Regions from separate parts of the Homo sapiens genome. Here region 2 is linked to region 1. A link is an interaction called in ENCODE POLR2A ChIA-PET data of the cell type or tissue named here. Cell type or tissue: B cell. All regions are shown on one strand. Each heading gives the region's core, and the rest is flanking DNA. Links, peaks and the distances in the headings are about the cores only.

Region 1 (3,682 bases), core at 422-2,921:
AAAGTGGCAGACGCTTTGGAAAACGGTTTAGCAATTCCTGAGAAAGTTAAACATAGCGTTACCCTATGAGCCAGCAATCTCACTCTTAGGTATATACCCAAGAGAAATGATCCATCCACACGAAAACTCATACACGAATGTTCATAGCAGTATTATTCATAATAGCCCTAAAGCAGAAACAACCCAAATGCCCGAAGTACGGCCTTATCCATCCAACAGAGGATCACTCAGCCACGGAAAGGAATTGCAGCTCTGCCGCTTGCCACCCCACAGATGAGCCTGGAAAACGTCACGCTGAGTGAAGGAAGCCAGACACGAAAGCCACAGAGTGCATGATTCCACTCATATACAATGTCCAGAACAGACACATCCACAGAGACAGAAAGGAGACTCGTGGCTGCCAGGCCCTGGGGGAACGGAGAGTGACTGCTAATGGGTGGGGAGTTTTTTGGGGGGAGATGATGAAAATGTTCTGGTATTAGATAATAAATTAGATAGTGGTGATATTAGGTGGGGTGCAGTGGCTCACGCCTGATGCAGCACTTTGGGGGGATGAGGTGGGTGGATCGCTTGAGGCCAGGAGTTCGAGACCAGCCTGGACAACATGGTGAAACACTGTCTCTACTAAAAATACAAAAAGTTAGCTGGGCGTGGTGGTGTGCACCTGCGGTCCCAGCTACCTGGGAGGCCTGCACCCAGGAGGTGGAGGTTGCAGTGAGGCGGGATCGCGCCACTGCACTCTAGCCTGGGCAACAGAGCTAGAACCTGTCTCAAAAAAAAAAAAAAAAGTGGTGATTTTTACACAACTGTGAATATATACTAAGTGAATATACCAAAAACCATTTAACTGTCTACATTTTAAGTGGATGGATTTTATGGTGTGTGAATTACATTTCAATTTTATAAAAAGTTAGGAAGCAAAGAGAAAAAAAGAAGTGGCAGAGCTGAGACTTAGCCCAAAGGAGTCTGAACCTCAAATGTTTATTGAGTATCTACCACCTACCAGCCACCGAACTAAGTTTATAAACTTTTTTTTTAACCTTTAAAAAAACCCTGGCTGACTGGGCGTGGTGGCCCATGCCTATAACCCCACACTTTGGGAGGCAGAGGCGGGCGGATCACCTGAGGTCAGAAGTTTGAGACCAGCCTGGCCAACATGGTGAAACCCCGTCTCTACCAAAAATACAAACATTTTCCAGGCGTGGTGGCGGGTGCCTGTAGTCCCAGCTACTCAGGACACTGAGGCAGGAGAATCGCTTGAACCTGGGAGGCGGAGGTTGCAGTGAGCCGAGATTGCGCCATCGCACTCCAGCCTGGGTGACAGAATGAGACACTGTCTGAAAATTTAAAAATAACAAAAAATATAATGAAAAAACCACCCTGGTGAGATGAATCTTCTTGGGAGACTTGTTTTGCTGGTGAGGAAACAGGCCTAGAGGGGCAGACAAAGCAGGGCACAGTGGCTCACACCTGTGATCCCAGCAGTTTGGGAGGCCGAGGTGGGAGAATTGCTTGAGTCCAGGAGTTTGAGACCAGCAACGTAGCAAGACTCTGTCTCTACAAAAAAAAAAAAAAAAAAAAACAGAGAGAGATAAGAGGTGGTGGAGGAGCCTGGGACTCGGGGCCCTGGAGCTGACTCCAGAGTTGGAGACTTGTGGAAGGGAAGTCACTCCACAGGGGTGCTGGAGGGACCCGGGATGAAGCGTGTGGCCAGGCCGGCCTGGCTTGGGTCTGGGGAGCAGCCGAGACCCCTGGAAGTCAGGCAGCAGGGAGGCCCTGAGCCCTATCTCCCCTCTGGGTGGATGGGTGGGGCCGTTGGGCAGCACCCAACCCGCCCTCTCTGCCTCTCTCACTTCCTCCTTCTCCTCCTGCTGCCCCCAGATCCGCTTTATCCTCATCCAGAACCGGGCAGGCAAGACGCGCCTGGCCAAGTGGTACATGCAGTTTGATGATGATGAGAAACAGAAGCTGATCGAGGAGGTGCATGCCGTGGTCACCGTCCGAGACGCCAAACACACCAACTTTGTGGAGGTGACGCCCGCTCCATGCCTCCTGCACCCCGCTGCTTCCTCGTGCCCTACTTCGCCACTCCCTGCCCAGCTTCTAGTTGCAAGAACCCCTTGGACCCTCTATCCATCCTATATCATTCACTCAACCTGCTTTGAGCTTGCTTGCTTCTTCCCTTCCTTTACTTGTACTTTTCATTGTGAAAAATCATAAACATACAGATTAGTACAATGAAAGAAAAGTAGATTGGAGATTCGTATACCTACTACCCAGATTTAATCAGTATTAATATTTTGCCTTTTTGTTCTGCATTGTTATTATTAATTTTTTTTGCCTACGATTAAAAAAGAATTTTTTTTTTTGGTCAAATTTTTTTTGCTGGTGCGTTTTTCAAACTTCCTATAGAATGTTCAAACACAGAAAAGTAGAGAGAATAGGCCAGGTGCAGTGGCTCATGCCTGTAATCCCAGCACTTTGGGAAGCCAAGGTGGGAGGATTGCTTGAGCCCAGGTGTTCAAGACCAGCCTGGGCAATGTAGCAAGACCTTGTCTTTATTTTTTATTTGATTGAATTGAATTAATTAATTAATTAATTAATTAATTACTTTTTTTGAGACAGAGTCTTACTCTGTCACCCAGGCTGGAGTGCAGTGGCATGATCTCAGCTCACTGCAACCTCCACCTCCCAGGTTCAAGCAATTCTCCTGCCTCAGCCTCCCAAATAGCTGGGATTACAGGCGTGCACCACAACACCAGGCTAATTTTGTATTTTTGGTAGAGACGAGGTTTCACCATGTTGGCCAGGCTGGTCTCGAACTCCTGACCTTGTAATCCACCCTCCTCGGCCTTCCAAAGTGCTGGGATTACAGGCATGAGCCACTGCGCCTGGCCTTTTTTGCCTTTTTTTTTTTTTTTTTCTGAAATGGAGTCTGTCTCAGTCACCCAGGCTGGAGTGCAATGGGGGCAATCTTGGCTCACTGCAACCTCCTCCAGGGTTCAAGCTATTCTCTGCCTCAGCCTCCCTAGGAGCTGGGATTACAGGTGCTCGCCACCACGCCTGGCTAATTTTTGTATTTTTAGTAGAGATGGGGTTTCACCATGTTGGTCAGACTGGTCTTGACCTCCTGATCTCAAGTGATCCACCCGCCTTGGCCTCCCAAAGTGCTGGGATTACAGGCGTGAGCCACCATGCCTGTCCCTCTTTAAAAAATTTTTTTTGAAACAGGAGCTCATTCTGTCACCCAGGCGGGAGTGCAGTGGCACGAACATGGCTCACAGCAGCCTTGACTTCCTATGTTCAAGCTACCCTCCCACCTCAGCCTCCTGAGTAGCTGGGACTACAGGCTTGTGCACTACCAAGCCCAGCTAATATTTGTATTTTTGGTAGCGATGGGGTCTCACCATGTTGCCCAGGCTGGTCTCAAACTCTTGAGCTCAAGTGATCTGCCTGCTTCGGCCTCCCAAAGTGCTGGGATTACAGGCATGAGCCACTGCGCCCAGCCAGGATGCAGGTTTAAATGGTTTGGTTAGGATGGCATTGCTGAAAAGGTGACATTGGAGCCAAGACCTGAAGGACTTGACGGGGAGGAAGGAGCCAATGTCTGAGAGGAACATTTCAAGCCAAGGGAACAGCAAGTGTAAAGTCCCTGGGGCAGGAGAATACTTAGGGCGTTCCA
Region 2 (3,682 bases), core at 702-3,201, 1.0 Mb before region 1:
TGCTACAAGAATAATGTACGTACTACCTAAAAGGATGTCTAAATGTTTGTTAATAAAAATAAGAAATAGCTACAGTGACAGATTTTAGAGCAAAAATTAGTAATAAAAATAAGAAATAAAATTACAGGAGCAATTAAGGTTCCATTTCTTTTCATCACATGTATCTCCACAATTTATTATTGCTCTGATCTTAAGGAGTGTAATTTGCAATCTAATTTTATCCTCTTACTCTGTGTTGTTAAACCATATACAATAAACGGTGTTTATGGAGGCTTCTAAAACTTTCATAAGGCCAGGTGCGGTGGCTCACACCTGTAATCCCAGCACTTTGGGAGGCCAAGGAGGGCGGATCACTTGAGGTCAGGAGTTTGAGACCAGCCTGGCCAACATAGTGAAACTCTGTCTCTACTAAAAATACAAAAATTAGCTGGGCATGATGGCACATGTCTGTAATCCCAGCTACTCGGGAGGCTGAGGCATGAGAATTGCTTGAACCTAGGAGATGGAGGTTGCAGTGAGCTGAGATCATACCATTGCACTCCAGCCTGGGCAACAGAGGGAGACTCCATCTCAAAAATAAAAAATAAAAAAACTAAAGTCTTGTTCCGCAAAAGAACCAAAGAACCTATAAAGAGAATGAAAAGATAGGCCAGGTGCGGTGGCTCATGCCTGTAATCCCAGCACTTTCGGAGGCCGAGGCAGGTGGATCACTTGAGCTCAGGAGTTCAAGACAAGTCTGGCCAACATGGTAAAACCCTGTCTCTACTAAAAATAGAAAAATTAGCCAGATGTGTTGGCGGAGGTTGCAGTGAGCCGAGATTGTGCCACTACATTCCAGCCTGGGCAACAAAGTGAGACTCCATCTCAAAACAAAATGAGAAAACAAGAAGACAAACCAGAGATGGAGAGGAAGTACTTGTAAATCTCATATCTGGCAATGGACTTGTTTCTAGAATACATAAAGAACTCCTAAAACCCAGCATTAAACAAATAATCTTTTAAAAGAAAAAAAAGAATAAAAGATTTGAACAAACATTTCACCAAAGAGGACACAGGGATGGCAAATCAGCACATGAAACGATGTTTTGCATCATTTGCCTCTAGAGAAATATAAATTAAAACCACAACAAGAAGGCCGGGTAAGGTGGCTCACGCCTATGATCCCAGCACTTTGAGAGGCCAAGGTAGGTGGATCACTTGAGCTCAGGAGTTTGAGACCAGCCTGGCCAACATGGTGAAACCCTGTCTCTACTAAAAATACAAAAATTAGCCAGGCGTGGTGGCGGGTGCCTGTAGTCCCAGCTACTTGGGAGGCTGAGGCAGGAGAATGGCTTGAACCCGGGAGGCGGAGCTTGCAGTGAGTTATGATCCTATCACTGCACTCCAGCCTGAGCAACAGAGCAAGACTGTCTCCAAAAAAAAAAAAAAAAAAAGTATATTTTCTAGCTGTTTGGCTTTAGCTTAAATTACACAAGTGGAAAGAAATATAATGTTGCCTCTGTGTCTTTTCCATGTTTTTCTCCCACTCGAATGTGGGGTGTCTCTCCCCCATCCCACCTGGAGGTCTTTTGTATGGAAGGAACCAGCCGGTCTAGGTGGCTCCTGGGACACCCCAGGTCCAAGCTCTGGTTGGCCGCTCCCTGGGCTGGAACAGTGACGTATTGTTGCCCCCTGGTGGCCACGGAGCACCATAACGGGTATGTGGAAGCCGAGGACTCTCCCAGTTCTGGGGGTGCCCCTGAATGAACCCCATCTCTGATCTGACCCCACTGTGTCTCTAGAGATACAACTGCATCTCGAAGTAGCAACAATAAAAACCCACAATATCCTTAAGTTATTTCCTGTCAGGCATTTTCTTTAGAAGAATTTCAGGGAAGCAGTCTGAGGTTTTTTGTTGTTTTTGGGGGATATTCTTGAGATGGAGTCTTGCTCTGTCGTACAAGCTGGAGTGCAGTGGCACGATCTCAGCTCATTGCAACCTCTGCCTCCCGGATTCAAGCGATCCTCCTGCCTCAGCCTCCTGAGTAACTGGGACTACAGGCGCCAGCCACCATGCCAGGCTAATTTTTGTATTTTTAGTAGAGACGGGTTTTCACCATGTTGGCCAGGCTGGTCTCAAACCCCTGACCTTAAGTGATCCACCCTCCTCGGCCTCCGAAAGTGTTGTGAATACAGGCGTGAGCCACTGCACCCGGCAGAAACAGTCTGTTAAAATGGGAGTCTGGAAAAAAATTTTTTTTGAGACGGGGTCTTGCTGTGTCATCCAGTCTGGAGTGCAGTGCTACCACCACAGCTCACTGCAGCTTCCACCTCCCAGGCTCAAGTGATCCTCCCTCCTGCCTCAGCCTTCCAAGTAGCTGAGACCACAGGTAGTGCCACCACACCTGGCCAAATTTTTAATTTTTTGTAGAGACGGGGTCTTACTATGTTGCCCAGGCCAGTCTCGAACTTCTGGGTTCAGTCCATCCTTCCACCTCGGCTTCCCGAGATTAGAAAGCGTGAGCCACCTCCTTACCTGGCCTTGAAAACCCTTTTTTTTTTTTAAGACAGAATTTCTGTCACCCAGGCTGGAGTGAAGTGGCACAATCTCGGCTCACTGCAACCTCCACCTCCCGGGTTCACGCCATTCTCCTCCTTCAGCCTCCCAAGTAGCTGGGACTACAGGCGCCCGCCACCATGCCTGGCTAATTTTTTGCATTTTTAGTAGAGACGGGGTTTCACCGTGTTAGCCAGGATGGTCTTGATCTCCCGACCTCGTAATCCACCCACCTAGGCCTCCCAAAGTGCTGGGATTGCAGGCGTGAACCACCATGCCCAGCTGAAAACCCTTTTTAACTAATGAATTTACTGGTGGCTACTATATTTATTTGGTATAAAAATAATGACCATTCGCAGGCTGGGCACAGTGGCTCATGCCTGTAATCCCAGCACTTTGGGAGCCGAGGCAGGCAGATAACCTGAGGTCGGGAGTTGGAGACCAGCCTGACCAACATGGAGAAACCCCGTCTCTACTGAAAATACAAAAATTAGCTGGGCATGGTGGCTCATGCCTGTAATCTCAGCTACTCGAGAGGCGGAGGCAGGAGAATCACTTGAACCGGGAGGTGGAGGTTGCGGTGAGCCAAGATCAAGCCACTGCACTCCAGCCTGGGCAACAACAGCAAAACTCCATCTCAAAAATAAATAAATAAATAATAAATAAAATAATGACCATTCACATCTTTCTCTTTATGGCATTTGATTTTATCTAGGTGGATTTCTGTGAAAGGGACAATCAGATAAGGCAATTTTGAGTTTTCTTTTACTAAAATAGTTTTGTTTGTTTGTTTGTTTGTTTTTGAGACAGTCTCGCTCTGTCACCCAGGCTGGAGCGCAGTGGCGCAATCTTGGCTCACTGCAGCCTCCACCTCCCCAGTTCAAGCGATTCTCATGCCTCAGCCTCCTGAGTAGCTGGGATTACAGGCACCCGCCATCATGCTCTGCTAATTTTTTTATTTTTAGTAGAGAGGGGGTTTCATCATGTTGGCCAGGCTGGTCTCAAACTCCTGAACTTAGGTGATCCACCCACCTCGGCCTCCCAAAGTGCTGGGATGCCAGGCATGAGCCACCACAGCTGGCTTTGGTGTCTTCTTAATAATGACAGTTAGGCATCAACTCCCAGGAGTCTGTCTACTCCATGGCA

The links. Peaks named below come from ENCODE experiments on the same cell type or tissue, not always from the same donor. Only the 100,000 strongest peaks of a DNase experiment are listed, where the experiment ranks them.
Region 2: POLR2A ChIA-PET joins it to region 1 with 6 read pairs; 1 of 35 experiments calls an interaction of 5 or more read pairs at or near these places.

The regions. Positions count from the first base shown.
Region 1 is chr19:46,844,342-46,848,023 of GRCh38, reverse strand. It overlaps AP2S1 (adaptor related protein complex 2 subunit sigma 1), which reads left to right. Exons shown (of 5, transcript NM_004069.6): 2 at 1,882-2,031. Among named protein-coding and RNA genes, the nearest start is that of AP2S1, 4.7 kb to the left of the region's middle. In B cell, for the core only: no CTCF peak of the experiment used is centred there; a DNase peak (open chromatin) is centred at 1,873; H3K27ac peaks cover 410 bases.
Region 2 is chr19:47,867,055-47,870,736 of GRCh38, reverse strand. It overlaps LINC01595 (long intergenic non-protein coding RNA 1595), which reads left to right and starts at 1,376. Exons shown (of 4, transcript XR_936006.3): 1 at 1,376-1,697. It overlaps SULT2A1 (sulfotransferase family 2A member 1), which reads left to right. Exons shown (of 6, transcript NM_003167.4): 6 at 1-270. In B cell, for the core only: a CTCF peak has its summit at 1,650 (motif pointing left); a DNase peak (open chromatin) is centred at 1,656.